Linked DNA regions of Homo sapiens: region 1 is linked to region 2. Evidence: read pairs that join two places in POLR2A ChIA-PET (ENCODE). Cell type or tissue: IMR-90. All regions are shown on one strand. Links, peaks and the distances in the headings refer to the core of each region. The heading gives the core; the rest is flanking DNA. Region 1 overlaps CASD1 (CAS1 domain sialic acid O acetyltransferase 1). Region 2 overlaps COL1A2-AS1 (COL1A2 antisense RNA 1).

The links. ChIA-PET counts read pairs that join two places held together with the same protein. Peaks named below come from ENCODE experiments on the same cell type or tissue, not always from the same donor. Only the 100,000 strongest peaks of a DNase experiment are listed, where the experiment ranks them.
Region 1: POLR2A ChIA-PET joins it to region 2 with 12 read pairs; 3 of 35 experiments call an interaction of 5 or more read pairs at or near these places.

What each region holds. Positions count from the first base shown.
Region 1 is chr7:94,512,839-94,521,180 of GRCh38, forward strand. It overlaps CASD1 (CAS1 domain sialic acid O acetyltransferase 1), which reads left to right. Exons shown (of 18, transcript NM_022900.5): 2 at 4,722-4,818; 3 at 5,365-5,485. Among named protein-coding and RNA genes, the nearest start is that of CASD1, 7.2 kb to the left of the region's middle. In IMR-90, for the core only: no CTCF peak of the experiment used is centred there; no DNase peak of the experiment used is centred there.
Region 2 is chr7:94,372,579-94,380,920 of GRCh38, forward strand. COL1A2-AS1 (COL1A2 antisense RNA 1) reads right to left here. Exons shown (of 6, transcript NR_147206.1): 5 at 7,729-7,807. Among named protein-coding and RNA genes, the nearest start is that of COL1A2-AS1, 15 kb to the right of the region's middle. In IMR-90, for the core only: no CTCF peak of the experiment used is centred there; DNase peaks (open chromatin) are centred at 1,813, 2,823 and 3,323; H3K4me3 peaks cover 1,232 bases; H3K27ac peaks cover 3,688 bases.

The DNA.
Region 1 (8,342 bases), core at 336-8,335, 140 kb after region 2:
GTATTATTTCCATTTTAAATATGAAGCATGACAGATTAAATTGCCTAAGGATACACAGTGACTGAGCTAGGATTTAGATCCCAGTTAGTCTGTCTCATGCCTTATGTTACAGTCTGTCTTTCTCAGAACTTCTTAGACAGTGGGGAGTATAGAAGATAGAGGGAGAAAGCATTTTCCAGGGAAGCATGGGTTAAACAACTTAGAAACAGTAATTCAGGCCGGGCGCAGTGGCTCACGCCTATAATCCCAGCACTTTGGGAGGCTGAGGCGGGTGGATCACCTGAGGTCAGGAGTTCAAGACCAGCGTGGCCAACATGGTGAAACCTCTTCTTCTTCAATTAGCTGGGCGTGGTGGCGGGCACCTGAATCCCAGCTGCTCAGGAGGCTGAGGCAGGGAGAATCACTTGAACCCAGGAGGCAGAGGTTGCAGTGAGCCAAGATCGCATCCCAAAAAAAAAAAAAAAAAAAATCAACTTTATTGTACCAGCTAAGAGTTTTTCTATTTTTTTTTCCAGTCAGGAGGTAATTTTCTAAAAGTTGTTTGTGTAAAGCTTCAAAATCTGACCTGAGCCTACTTTTTGTTACCTATGTTTTTTCCTTATTTTCCCCAAATTCCAGGTTCACAATCTAAACGTGCTTTGCCCGTTTATACGTCTCACAGTTATTTGATTTTCTCTGCCTGCAGTGACTTCTCTCTTGAAAGAAAATATAGGTTTTTCCTTCAAGGCCTGGTTCAAATGTCACACCCACAGCAGTAGGAATTAGCAGTTCAGTTCTGCCAGCAACTTACACATACTTATTGTGTTGTATTGTAATAATTGGTATCTGCCTACCCACACAAACTGTTGAGCTTCCAAGAGTATCTTACTCATCTTTAAACCTTTAAATCATCAGAGCCTAACACACAATAGGAAATCCTTAAATAACTGTGGATAAATAGATTTCAAAGTCCTTATTTCCTTTTATGTTCTTTTGTGGCTTTAATTGAATTTCATGTTCTAATCTCAATTTTAGAAAGTAGGCATTTTAAAATTATTAATATTATTTTCACATAATAGAATGACATTTTGAAAATAATTACCATTTTAACTATATTTTTTCCAAATGTTATCAATTTCTAACATTATGAATCTCAAAATGTCCATTATTAGTTTGATTATAGGTGTCATTTCTGTGACAAATGGCCAATATCTGTAGCCTTAAGGATAGTTCCAATCTGGATAAATTTTAATTTTTTAAATTGATAAAGTTAACTTCAAATGCCTTAATTTTGTTGAAATCAAATTCTTTTTTTTTTCACTAAGCATATTAAATGCCAGTGCTAAATGATATTGGATGTTCTGGAGAAAAATAAGTTGAAAGCTTCAGAAATTAGAGCAAGAAAGCAGCAGCTCTGGGTCTCTTAGCCTTTTCTTTCTTTGACTGTTAGAAAGATCCTGATCTTTATGATACCTCTTGTAATGAGACACTCCTTGCTTGTCTAACGATAAATCTTAATGGTGATTTTCAGCACAGGCTAAAGTATAACTTGCTGTATCTTAGGCAAACAAAATATTCTATGGACTATACTGTAAACTTCATGATCTCGTATTTTAATGGTTGGTAGTAGGAAACAGTTTTAGCAGGATAATTCGGTCTAAATTTAGGTGCAGTGTGCCAGAGATATTCTCTTCAAAGGAAAACATAAGTTGGGGTTTATATGGGCCATCAGATGTTTCCTTTAGTTGTTACATTTTATTTTTCAGTTTGTTTTTGTTTGTTTGCTTTTAAGTATTTTTCTATCACAGAAAAATCATGCATAAAATTCTGAGATTGTAGATTGACAAACCAGAATGCTTATACTTAAGATAAGAGAATAAAGAGGAAGACAGCCATTCATCCAGATAATCTTGGTGTTGGAGATAGCTGAAGTAGATAGTCCTGTCTCTTAGTTTCTTTGTGTGTGTGTGTGTTTCTTGCTTGATTTATCTGAACGCCTGGCAACATTTATCTCACATTAGTTGTGTTAAAATAGCTATCAAAATTATACTAGACAATTGAAAATAACAACCGAAGTTTTGTTTTGTTTTGTTAGGTTTGTTTGTTTTGTTAGGTTTATATTTAGTGATTTTATTTTAAAAAATTTCTTTCCTGAGAAAAGAGAATTTGTTTTAGAGTATGAAATTTTATGGAGTTTTTTCTGGATCAGGTTAATTTATTTTAATCAGGTTATAATAGTAGTAGTAATTTATTATTACTACTATTTTTATAATTTTGCTGACATACAAAAAAGTCATTCTCTTCTTGCTTTTTCAGTTGTCTACTTAGCAATCCTTTATATTAGATTCTGGTAAAATAACTGGTACATTTCCTGTCTTTTGACTGGACCCTAGCTGATATGATACAGACACACATGGATTAATTTCAGATACAAGCCTTGTAAAAAACATCTTTGTGTTATGAAATATGTTAAGTCATCATCAACTAGCATTCATTAGCAAATTAAGAATTTCTTCCATGGAAAGCTCAGTATTCTCTAAAAACTGTGTTTGTAATGCCTTTGGGTTAGTGACAACTTCAAATCTCATTTTGCTATGGTTTTTTTTTTTTTTGATACGGGTTCATCAGATTAGAGCTATTGTTTTCCATCAACTCAACAACTGAGAAACAAGATGTGGGTAATAGTATTGACTGGAGGCAAAAAAAGTTATTTGCATTTTAGACACGTTTTCTGGGGAGAAACGACTGGTTATTTTGAGATACTGGTATGGTGTTTCCATCTCTATAAAAACATACCGGTAACCCATATAGATGCATAATCCCAGACACTGAAGTTTGATTAAGGTGTGTTTCTGTCTGGGCTTTTAGTTCAAAGACAAAAGACAAAAGGCAAATAACAACACCCCCCTCCCCCTAGAAAAGGGGAGGGGAGAAAGAAAACAGAAAAGAAAAAGAAGAAAACCTTAAAGGATTAACACCTAGTTATTTACAACTTACAGCTTTTTTAAAAAATAGATGTTTTGCTAACTTTTAACTTGGTTTAATAGATTTAAAGAGAAATGCTATAAATATGGAATTTTCACCTTAATTTTAAACATTTGCTAGGTTTTAATAAGATTTTACCATATGGCCATTATAAAAGAATGCTACAGAAATGCTATTTGTAGAAAAATAACTTGTGTGTTTCTGGAGTTCTTTTTTTACTCATCCTTAGTTATTTATGTAGCCTAATTTTGTTTTTTAGAACTAGAATTAGTTTTTAATAATTGGGGAAAATGAAGAACTAATTATTTGTAGTTTACTTAGAGACAGGTTATTAAAAAATCTTTGAAATACAAAAAAAAAAACTGCTCAAGCCGTGTATATAGTTAACACAAATTTAATAATTGATACCCTGCTTTCCTTAACCAGTTTCCCATCAATAAGATAATGCAACATTTTAACTTTTCCTTCCTGTTCTACTTTAGAATTTATGACATAGGAAACAACACCACTTTCAATATTTATGCATACTTGTCTTGTATTTGTATCACCTTTTGTCTGTATTTTGGCTAGATAATGAGTAACTAGATTGAGAAAAGAGATGTGTTCTTCTCCTTTAAATATCTTTGTGTCTTCCTTATCTCTACCCTGAAATGCTCAATATCCTTTTTGTTCTGCAGTATTCTTCCTCCCAGACTCCTTAGCCCGACTTTAACTAAATGTCAAGTATAACTTGCTATTGACTATTGATAAAGAACTGGAGATTAAATTAAATAATATTTTATTATATCCCCATAGTTAACCTAAACATCTAATTCTGCCCCCCCACACACCCCCAACCCACCCCATTCCTTTGACATATTTGAGCTTAAATGCCTCCAAACTCTCTTTTAACCCCTTTGGTCATGTATATTTAGCTAATGTACAGTAAAATATCCAAAAGTGTAGAGTGACTCTTTGTCTCAGTTTACCTGGGACTGAGGAGTTTCCTAGTTACGGAACTTTCTGTTTAAAACTAGGTCTCCAGGTATGCTGATGCACTGTGTATTATAGTAGTTGAATAGGAAGTCATTTCCAAAGTCGTGTCTTTTATCCCTTAAACTTTTTTTTTTTTTTTAAAATGAGGCAGAGTCTAGCTCTGTCACCCAGGCTGGAGTGCAGTGGCATGATCTTGGCTCACTGCAACCTCTGCCTCCTGGGTTAAAGCAATTCTCATGTCTTGGCCTCCCGAGTAGCTGGGACTACAGATGTGTGCCACCACATCCAGCCAATTTTTGTATTTTTAGTAGAGATGGTGTTTCACCATGTTGGCCAGGCTGGTCTCAAACACTCGACCTCGAGTGATCTGCCCACCTAGGCCTCCCAAAGTGCTGGGATTACAGGTGTGAGCCACCGTGCCTGGCCTCCCTGAAACTTTTCATTCTCAGCTATAAGTAGGGGAGATATTCAGATGTAAAGGCTAATTTAAGGTTGAGATAATGTCCCCGGAAAGAAAACCTGAAGCAGAAGGAACTGCCAGAGCAGGGAATGTATCATTAGGAGTTAGGTGAAGTATAAGCCATCAGTTTCTCTTGTCCTCTTGAATATTAATGTATTAATATTTACCATGTTTCTCATGAGTGGGAACTGTGAACCTGGGCGGTACAGTGAAACAGAGAAAACTCTACTTTTTTATTTCAAGGAACTTATATAGGGTCAAGATAGCCGATGTGTAAAATTTTAACTATTGTTTACAACACTGTTGTGTTTAACTGTTTTAGGCAATGATTCGTGTGAATACCTTCTCTCAAGTGGCAGATTTCTTGGAGAGAAAGTTTGGCAACCTCACAGTTGTATGATGCATAAATACAAAATCAGGTAACATTTCTTCATTTTGTTGTTTTCTTTTTCAGGATGGGTCTTAATATGTAGTGGAGAGGGGTTGGTGAAACAGTACTTTTCATCTCTATGTTGGGGTAGAGACTTGCTGACTGAGTGTAGGGCTGATTGCAAATGAAGATTTCCCTGCCCACTAAGGTTTTAGGGAAGGGCTTTGGCCAATCTGCTTTATCTCAGGTGTGTGATAACTAGGCCTAAGGCAATAATCCTTGAGCAAAAGACTCTTGCTCTGGCACCTGGATACCTATCTTATGGAGTTATTCTAAGGATTAAGAGATAATAGATATAAAGCACCTAATACAGTTAGAGTACATCTTAAACATGTAATGTATCGAGCTATTACAGAGAGTTAACTGATTACAGGAACGTGGAGTGGTAAGTTAAACAAACCTGGCCACCTGCTTATAAAGCAATATAATGGTATGTGTAACAATCTGGATCAACTTTCTTCAAAAACGGTGTGCTTTGAAATGCCAGGATGGCTGATTTTACTTATTTTAATTAATTTTTCTTTGTTGCTTTCAGTGAAGCAAAGAACTGCCTTGTAGATAAACATATTGCATTTATTGGAGATTCCAGAATTCGTCAATTGTTTTATTCTTTTGTAAAAATAATTAATCCCCAATTCAAAGAAGAAGGAAATAAGGTAAAACTTGTCTATTCCCTTCTGTAGAGTGTTTTAGAAGTTAACCAACTGAATAGTTACAGGAGGAGTGTGTCTCTCCAGATTGAGTAGGAGCTGAAAAAATTTTACTTTGATTTTCAGAAAGGTTGGGGAAAAAGAGGGATGAATTGCTTTAATGAGGAAGATGACAAAAAGAAGTGGTGGCTAAGACATTGGCAAGCTTTTTATTGTAATAACTTAAACTTTTAGTTTTCAGAAATAATAAATTCTTACCATGGAAAAACTTTTAAATTTCCTTAGAAAGAAGACAAAGAGAAAATATCACCCCTTATTCTCCTGTTAGTATTTTTCCATACTTCTTTTTGCTCATCTCTTTTTTTAAAAAAACATACTAGTAATCTTTTAATATGTGCAATTTTATATCTTGCTTTTTTCTTCACCACTTATTCACCATTATATAATCAACTTAAGTATCTTCTTAATGGCAACATATTATTGAGTGGATATAATGTAATTTTATATAATTTTCCACTTTTTAAAGCTTTTTATAGTTTTCTAATTTAATTTTGCAGTTAAAAAATACATTTTAAATTACTTCTTTGTGTGAAAACTTTGCTTTTTAAATTATTTCCTTAGGGTGGAATCTCTAAAATTCAAATATTAGGTTAAAGAACATAAACATTTAAAAATTATTAATTATGCTGCAAAATTATTTCAATTTATACTAATTAGCAATATATTTTGGGGCCTAATTTTCTGCAAACTTTCTGGCATTGGGTGATCATGCTGTAAATTAAAACAGCAGTGCAATAAGTTTCTGTTATTGATTTTGTTAGGAAATTTCTCGTTTAAAAATATAACTTTGAAAACTAACAAGGATTAATTTCTTTGTATATATTAATTAATTAGTTCATTATTTTTTGGTGAATTATCTCATCATATCTTCTGTTTATACCTTTTTAAGTGATCCCAGATTGTAATCATTGTCTTCAAATACCATGTGATTGGGAGAGGGGAATAGCAAAGGGGGGAAAGTCGAACACAAGAAAGTTTAGAATTGTGAGGGGAGTAGCTCATGAATTTATGAAAATCTGCCTATGTTAAAGAGTTGAAAACTTAAGAGCCTTCACAGCTAAGTAGTTATTAACATAGTGATGATGATACCAGGTCCTAAATCTTTAGCAACTATTCCATGTGAGAATGAGAATAATGGAAACAAATGATACAGTCAACTTTTCATTTTATTTGCTATCTGTATTTTCCATTTGCATTTATACATATGAAATTGTAGAGAAGACTCAGAACTATTTAACATGAAATTATTACAATTTAAAGTGAAAAATTTTAATAAACTTTTATTTTTAATAATTAAAAAAATTTTTTTAATAGAGACGAGGTCTCACTATTTCGCCCAAGCTGGTCTTAAACTTCTGAGCTCAAGCAATTCTTCCATCTTGGCCTCCCAAAGTGCTGGAATTACAGGCATGAGCCACTGTGCCCAGCCTTTAGTAAACTTTTAAAAAGTAGAGAGATTTCTGATTACTATGAAGGTTTTAATATTTCTTGGCTTAAAGTTGCATGACTTTCTAAAAATTCGAATAATGGATTTGACAATAGGTAGTTGAAAAAAGCTATAATGGTTTAGTCTGCAGCCAAAAGTAGATACAATATGGTACATTGTTTCTGAGCCCTAGTTGCAACACTTAGGTTTCCAGTTTTTATAGTCTAGGATGCTCAGTTATCCCAAGATTATCAAACGAGATATCAGACAAGATTAATTTATATGCATTTAAAAGGAAACAAAGATAGTGTGCCCCCGTCTTAAAGAGACAATTTTCAAGAAAATATTTAATTCAAGCTGCTAGTGGAGCATTTGCCAAATTATGTGTTACCTTGTCTCTGCACACCTTGAGGACAGAAATTACATATCATCATTATTATTTTTAAATATATTTCTTGTCCCTAGCATAATCTGGCATATTATAAAAGCTTACTACTTTTATTTAAAGCCTGGTATGGGTATGTCTGGGTAGAATAGGAATATTGAAGATAATTCTTTGTTTGAATTTGATTTCTTTTGTGTATTGAGTCAAATTTTTTTAAAAAGAGACTTTAGAGGTGAATTTTTTCAAATTATGCTTTGTGGGAGACTAGTTCTGTGAGAAGCTTTGGTCAAATAAATTTGGGCAGAGCTAGATATCGTATCTCCCTCTTAGATAGTTTTAATTTAGGCTGGGATATTAAAAACTTGAGAAGTCTTACAGTAAAGAAATCAATTTTGTGTTGCTTCCAGCCATAGGGCAGGTTAGATACTCTGGGGGCTCCTTCTATGTCAAACCAACTGGAGCCTAGGTTTAAAAAATACTGTTGATGGACTGGGTGTGGTGACTCACGCCTGTAATCCCAACACTTTGGGAGGCTGAGGCAGGCAGATCACGAGGTCAAGAGACGGAGACCATCCTGGCCAACATGGTGAAACCCCATCACTACTAAAAATACAAAAATAAGGCCGGGTGTGGTGGCTCGTGCCTGTAATCCGAGCACTTTGGGAGGCCGAGGTGGGCGGATCACCTGAGGTCAGGAGATCGAGACCATCCTGGCCAACACGGTGAAACCCCATCTCTACTAAAATGCAAAAAATTAGCTGATTGTGGTGGCATGTGCTTGTAATCCTAGCTACTCGGGAGGCTGAGTCAGGAGAATCACTTGAACCCAGGAGGTGGAGGTTGCAGTGAGCTGAGATCATGCCACTGCACTCCAGCCTGGCGACAGAGTGAGACTCTGTCTCAAAAAGAAAAAAAAAGAATAGTAGCATTAAAGTTCTGAAAGTAAGTTTCAACCTAGAATTGTATACCTGGGGTTAAAATTTCTGTGTTCT
Region 2 (8,342 bases), core at 299-8,298:
TATTTTTTTTTTATGGCCTGACTTCCTCATAAGGGCCCCTTTTAGCTACAATATCTGTAGAAATGGATGTGGTAGGTCATCAGTGGCTTCCTAGAAATTCTGAGAAGAGGAATGGCATGATGAAAAAGGTACTCTAGGAAATGATTAGTGACCATGAAAAGGAGGATGAGAAGAAGGAAGCAGATGCTGAGAGACAAAAATTATTGTCATTTTTCAAGTAGGTGATATGACCAGGTAGTCAACAGGATTAGATTAGATCTGTGGTTCTCAAACTTGAGTGGATGTTGGAATGAGCTGGAGGGTTTGCTGAAACACAGATTGCTGGGCCAACCCTTGAAAATTCTGTTTCAGCAGATCTGGGGTAGGGACCCAGAATTCCTATATGCGTAACAGTGCCAACTCAATGATAATTGATCATGCATATCATGCAAATTCTATCTTATTTTGTCACCATATTAGCCAGGAATTAGAAGCCTCCACACCTAAAATTAAGGGAAAATATGAACTGATGCCTTCAAATCTGGCTATAGTCTTAAGAGGTGACTAACATTTCTATTCCTCCACTCTCCCCACTCCAGGTGGGAATCACTGATTTATAATTTGCAAAACCCTTACATGTGATTTTCTCTTTAAACATTTTTATTATTTTATTTTTTATATTTTTATTTTTTATTTTTCCAAAAGTTATTGGGGTACAAGTGGCATTTGGTTACATGAATAAGTTCTTTAGTGGTGATTTGTGAGACTTTAGTGCACCCATCACCCGAGCAGTATATATTACACCCTATTTGTACTCTTTTATCCCTTGTCCCCCTCCCACCCTTCCCCTCAAGTCCCCAAAGTCCATTGTATCATTCTTATGCCTTTGCGTCCTCATAGCTTAGCTCCCACATATCAGTGAGAAGAGGCATCACGCTACCTGATTTCAAACTATACTATAAGGCCATAGTCACCAAAACAGCATGGTACTGATATAAAAATAGACACATAGAACAATGGAACAGAATAGAGAACCCAGAAATAAACCCAAATACTTATAGCCAACTGATCTTTGACAAAACAAACAAAAATATAAAGTGAAGGAGGGACACCTTTCTCAATAAATGGTGCTGGGATAATTGGCTGGCCACATGTAGGAGAATGAAACTGTATCCTCATCTCTCACCTTCCATTTGACTTTCAAGAGCAATTGATGAATTCACAAATAATGGTTCTGTTCATCATTCTATTAAATAGGCTTTGAAAATATTACCCCCAATTTACAGATGAAAGAAATGATGATCAAAGGGCATTTTACCCCTCTCTCATTTCTGTTCCTGCCAAGTTTTTAACAATTTGCCCAAAAAATTAATGTCCCAACTCTGGAAGTTGCCCTTAACATATATGATGAGAACAATATCAGGCTGATCATTAAATTCACACAACTAATTTAAAGCAAAGCACCACTCAATCGGAATCCATTAAAAACAGCAAGTCAACCTTAACAGACTTCTCATTGGTAAATTATGGATTGTGCTTGAATGTTCATCCTATAGAACTGATCAAGTTTCTGGGTTTTTTTCTCTGTCCTTAGACTTCATGTTATATAAACAAGTGTCAGGGTATACATTCAGCAAGTTAGTTCCTTGTGAAATGAGGAGAAAATAAGCTTTTCATTTCTGATTTCCTTCAAGTTCATGAAGAGAAAAATCCCAAGAACTGTACTTTCTATTAAATTGAGAAGAGAGATATGTAATGAGGAAAGAATTTTGTTCAACAATAGCAGCAGTGCCACATAGCTGACCAGCTGGAGCTTTGCCTGGTGGTGGCTCCACCTCCCTCCCTTCCAGAGAGAAGCCAGCGTGGCTCAACCCCTCTCTGTGAGGGTGAGAGACGCCTTCACAGAGGGAGTTTGCCCTCAGCCCTCATCAGAGAAACCAGCCATCCTTTCTGTAGTAGAATGTATGCACTTATAAAACTTTTCTGATCTCTCTCTCTCTGTTTTCCCAACTGCTGCCTTTTAAGTCAGTTTGGTGGCTTTCACATGAGCATTTGAGTGTATTGGGTCCACCCAGGCAATCCTTGGATTTAAATGAGTTGCTTTTTATTTCCTCGGGGACTTAATTTTATTCAAAAGATGAGGGTTACACACTGACGATTTATGTGAGAGAGAGAAAGAGAGAGAGAGAGAAAGGCCATTCTGAGATCAACATTTCAACCTCTCCTTCCTGATTGCTACTTAAATCACTTATTCCAACTTGGGGAGATTGTAATATATAGTTTCTTAATGTGTTTAGTTAAGGACTTCATGAATCATGTGGATTTCTCCTCAACCTAAGTGGTTATTATGCTGACCCAAGGGTGTGCCGTTTTGCGGACACTTCATTTTTGTGTCCCTGTTTATTTGTAGCAAGCAAGCTCAGTTCTGTAAGACATTGATTAGAGGGACAATGGAAGTTGTTATCTACTGTAAGTCGCATTCAGCAAAAAGCTGCCAAGTGGTGTTCACATAATTGAAGAGGTAGAGCTTTCAGACTTGATTGTGATTTTGGGTTTGGGGCTTCCAGTTCTAACTCAGGCTCTCAATAAGGCTAAGACCACTCCTTATCTTGAATTGTTCCTTTTCAGGAACAACACTCTAACAACAAATCTTGGAGATCTCATACAAGTTGTTGCATTTAAAACCTCCTTAACTAGGACAATCTTTTCCTCAGTCTTCCTAAAGCTAACGAGCCCAAGCTGCTTCCTTTGCTTGCTGCTGGATATCAACTTTGCAAGGGATTTTACTAAGCGGAGAGAGGCTATGGGGGATGGTATTGGCAGTGAGTTACTTAGTACAACCCCAGGGCTGGGAGGGAGGGAGATGCTGTGCTTTCTTACCAGCTGTTATACTTCAAGAAGAAACAGGATTTTGTAACCCTTTCCTGGCATACCAGTCTCAAAACAAAGGCCAGACTCAGTTTTGACAAAGATTTTCTTGTGAAAATACACACAACACAACAGTATGAATGCATTCCTATCTAAATATGATTAATAAAATGTGACATTGTTTCTGTGTTTTGGATTTTCACAAGAAAGTGTGAAAACAGAGGCATTAAACAGTGTTGGTCTCATTGACATCCAAATGGCACTACTATTTGCGTCTCCCTCAAGGAAAGCCAGTCTTTTCCACTGAGGAGTAGGGAAAGAAAACACCAATCTGAAAAAGAAAAAGTGGAGGGTTGGACCTCCTCTTGGTTAAAGCCCAGAAGCGTATTCAAATGTGCTTCCCTTAAGAGTTAAGCACAGGCACCTCCCAGGAAATGACAAATGGTCCTACAGCCACAGCTCTGCTAATTTCCCTGCCCCCAATATCCAGACTTCCAGACATCAAATGGTTAGAAAAAGTGTTTAGTTTGAAAAAATTCTTGAGGTTTAGCTTGCCTCACAAATCACATTCTTTTTACCCTTTTCCCCCAGCCCAGTTTAAAAAAAAACAAAACAACAACAAAAAAAAAAAAAAAAAGAAAGGAACATGCCTTGGAATTCTGATGATAGATTTTCATAAAATTGTCCACGTTGCTTGCTGAGGCAAAAAAAAAAAAAAGGAAAGAAAAAAAAGAAAATCTATATAAAGTTACAACTTTTGTAGCTGTTGGTCTTCAATTAGAGATACTTGTCTTCTATTTTTACTTCTTTACATCTTGAATTTTTATTTTATTTTATTTTATTTTTTGATAGAGGGCCTGGGTCTATGTCCCAGGCTGGAATGCAGTGGCATGATCATGGCTCACTGCAGCCTTGACCTCCTTGGGCTCAGGTGATCCTCCCACTTCAGCCCCCTGAGAAGCTGGGTCTATAGACATGTGCCACCACACCCATCTAATCTTTTCACTTTTTATAGAGACAGGGGTCTCACTATGTTGCCCAGACTGGTCTTGAACTCCGGGGCTCAAGTAATCCTCCAGCCTCAGCCTCCCAAAGTGTTGGGATTACACATTTGTGCCACCACACCTAGCCACATCTTGAATTCTTATTGTAGTTTTCATTTTGCAATTTTTTTTCTGACAACCTAACTGCATATTAGCCCTACCCCCATAAAGATATCAACTATTTTCTGAAGCTCAAGGTCTCTGGGTATACCAAAACTCTTAAGTCAGTCTGTGAGCATTTTTTAACCTACAAATGCATGGGGCCCAGCCTCAAAATTTCTCATTCAGGCCCAGCACAGTGGCTTAAGTCTAATCTCAGCACTTTGGGAGGCCAAGGCAGGTGGATCTCTTGAGGCCGGCAGTTCGGGACCAGCCTGGCCAACATAGCAAAACCCTGTCTCTACTAAAGATTAAAAAAATTAACTGGGCATGGTGACACATGTCTGTAATTCAGGTGGCTGAGGCAAGAGAATCACTTGAACCCAGGAGGTGGAAGTTGCAGTGAGCCAAGATTGCACCACTGCACTCCAGCCTAGGCAACAGAGTGAGACTCTGTCTCCAAATAAATAAATAAATAAGTCTCACTCAGTAGTTTGATTTGGGCCTTAGAAAGCATGATTGGTTCCTCCAGTGGTTTAAATGCAGATCTGGGCTTGGAAGACACTGCTGAATAGTATACACCTACACACACACACACACACACACACACACACACAAACACACATTACTTTCCTTAATGACTACCATCCAATAAGAACAGTCATCATTAAAAGTTTTGTTTGTAATTCTATTGTAGAAGATATCCTATTTTTCCTTTACTGCTAAACTTCTTGAAAAAGTGGCCAGTCTGGCCTCACTTTTCCTACTTCTAACCCCATGGCCCACTTACGTTGGATACAATCAGGCTTCCTCCTAACAATTTCTAGATCCATAGTCAGTGACCTCATGATCATGATCTTCTTTAGTCCTCTGCTTCTTAAACACATTTTCAGCATTTAACACTTGATCATCCTCACCTTCTAGAAGCTCCCTTCTTTTTAGGATTATGAAGATCTGCTCTCCCTGGCACTCCCCCAGGTCTCTTCCTCTGGATCATCATATTCTTTCTGCTCCAAGTCTGTTTTTGGCTATTTTATGTTCCATCTCCACAAATTCTCCTCTGGCAGGCTTATTCAACCCCGCAGACTCAACTAGCATCTCCTTGCCTGTAGGCCCTCAGATCTACTTCTCTAATCCTCACTTCTTTCCCAAACTCCATTTCTCTTTATTTATTGCTTACACAATTCCTTTACCTGGCTCTTCCACTATGCCTCCAAAGTAACATATTTCAAAAAGGAATTTACATTTTCTCCTATACCCACTGTCCATCTGGTGTTTCAAGATTCTGTGAATGGTAGCTCAATACTCTCAGCTATCAAGGCTCAAAGCTACAATATCATCTCTCACTGGCTCCTATTGCTAGCCTACAACACCCAAATAGGCATTTTGCCCTGTTAATTCTTCCACAAAAATATCTCCAACTCAGTCTTCTCCTTTTTATTCCTATGTTAGACTATAAATGCTATTGTATTTCTAAAATGGGGAAGATTTTTTAAGAACTAGAGTATTCAAAGAAAGATTATAAATGCTGAAGTTGAAACTGAACAAGCCTGGAAGGACAGGTAGGGTCTAGGAAAGTCAAAGGAGGAGAGGGAAGGAACGTCTTGGGAAGATCAACACAGTTAAAGGTCCAGATGCAGGAATAAGCATGGCATGAGCTAGTACAGTGATAATTTGTTTGACTAAAGCCAAGTGTGTATAAAGCAATCTCCAAAAGTTGCTCCCTAATGAACTATGCTTCCAGGTAATAATGTCCTTGTGCAATACCATCCTCAATTTCAGTTGGCATTGTGGCTCTCTTTTTTCTACGGAATGTAGTGGAAGTGACACTGCATAACTTCCAAGGCTAAGACAGAAAAAGTCTTGCAGCTTCCTCTTTGCTGTCTTAGAACACTCTGGGAGCCAAAAAGGAAATCTTCCCGCTATGCTAGAGGTGCCTGACATAGGCATTTCAGCAAAAAGTTCCAGCTGAGCTCGGCCTTCTAGTCATCTCTGTTAAGGCAACAGACATGTGAACAAAGCCATCTTGGATCCTTTAGACCAGACCAGCTGCCATCAGGATTCTAAGAGACCTCAGTCAGTACAAATTAGAATAGAATAATTGCCCAGCTAAGCCCTACTTGAATTCTTGATCTATAAATCAGGAGATATAATAAAATTCTTGTTGTTTAAAGCCACTTATTTTTAAGGTAGTTTGTCAGGCACCAACAGATAACCAAAACACAGAGTCACAGTTTACTGAACAGTAAAAAATAATATTAAATATGTATGGTGGTTCCACATTGTGGATAGTCTTGAAAACACCAAGCAAAGAGGCTCTTCTTGCTGATATAGGATAATTGGAAGCCAGTGAAAGTTTTTGAGCAGTAAGTAACCATTGCATTTCTAGTTTGGCAGAAATATACAAAATGCATAGACATTTTGGCAGAAATACTCAAAATGCATAGATAAATGACAAATATTTGGCAATTTAATTTAGAAGACCTAGAGTTCAAACTTAGTTATATAATATTGAGAAAGTTACTAGCTTGAGCATACTACCTCAAGGAAGTGTTGTAATGGTTAAATGGGTGACATACATGACAGTGCTTTGAAAATTCATTCTAAATACACTTTAAAATAAATTCTTGTTAAACCGATGGAGGAGAAACTAGAAGCATCAGAAGCAGCTAAAAAGTTGGGACAACAATCTGGGTGTGGTATGATGCATTTCTTGATTAGGATGATTTATTTGGTCCCTTTACAGCCTTATTCTTTGTAACTTTCTGATTCACAATTTGTACTCTGGCCTTACTAACTATGAATAGTGGATTCCAAATGCCATACCTTGTACATTTTTCCTTGATTTTCGTAGTTTGAATTAATCACTCTCTCATTGGTGCCACCACTGTACATTGTACTCTATGAGGATTCCATATCATATTAAACAGTAGTTGTTGGTTTATGCATTTGTCCCTTCACTAGCACTACACTCTGAGCACCTTTGATTACCTGGCACATAGTAGGGCCTTAATGAATGTTTTTCTATTTATCTATTAGCTAGAACATTAGGGGTAGCAACATAAGAAGGACTGAAATAAGAGGCATCTTAAAGGAAAAAAAATAGAACTTCATGATTTCCTGAATTTGAAGAATGAAGACTATGGAATGATCAGAGATGATCTTGAGGTTTCAGATGTGTGCAAGTACAAGAACATTAGTGCACTAAGAGACTTGGTGGAAATAAGGATTCTGGACATAATGGAAGAATTCTGGAAAGCTGAGATATGAATATGTTGAACTGAGAAAATGGCAAAGCATCCAAATAAAAATATGGCCAAGGCAGGCAGATCACCTGAAGTCAGAAGTTCGAGACCAGCCTAGCCAACATGGTGAAACCCTGTCTCTAGTAAAAATGCAAAAAAAAATTAGTTGGGCGTGGTGGCAGGCGCCTGTAGTCCCAGCTACTCAGGAGGCTGAGGCAGGAGAATGGCATGAACCTGGGAGGCGAAGCTTGCAGTGAGCCGAGATCGCACCACTGCACTCCAGCCTGGGTGAAAGAGCGAGACTCTGCACCTGTAATCCCAGCTACTCGGGAGGCTTATGTTGCAGTGAACCAAGATCACGCCACTGCACTCCAGCCTAGGTGACAGAGCGAGAGTCTGTCTCAAAAAGAAAAAAAAATCCAGGTAGTTGTGTATATAATGCTATCATTGAGTTCATAAAACAGAAGTCAACCTTTTTTAGTTGCAGCACTTACATCAGTGATGATATTTGGTATCTTCTTGATAAAAGGTTTTCTCCAAGGGATAGTGTAGGGAGAGAGGAAGAAGTCCATCCTTAGAAACCAAGAGAAAGAAGAAGTTATAGAGAGAAACTGAAATGAGTCAGCATTAATAAAACTATCCATGACAATGTCACAGAAGCCAGCAGCTGTTGCCTGGAGTGTATTCTGCAAAGCATCCCATGTCCTCATATAAGTTCAAGTTCAGAAGTCTGCCTTTCCCCTCCTTGCTTTGTGAATGACACCATCATCCATTCAATGCTTTAAAGGAAATTTAGATACCATTCTCAATTCTTCCTTTAACCCTGATATTCTATCAATAAATACTATGAAGCTATCTCTTAAATATAATTCTTACCCTCTTTCTACTGCTCAACCTACTACCACCATGTTTCATGATGCAACTGCTCCTTAGCTGACTGTCTCCAATATTAGCTCTCCATAATCCAGCCTTCCCACTGCCAGAATAAGTGTTCTAAACCACGAATCACACCAAGAAGTGTCCTACAGAGAATCCCTCAATGATTCCTCATTTCTAACAATATATACCGCTGCCTCTATGATTTGAGTGCTGGTGCCTACTCCCTCTT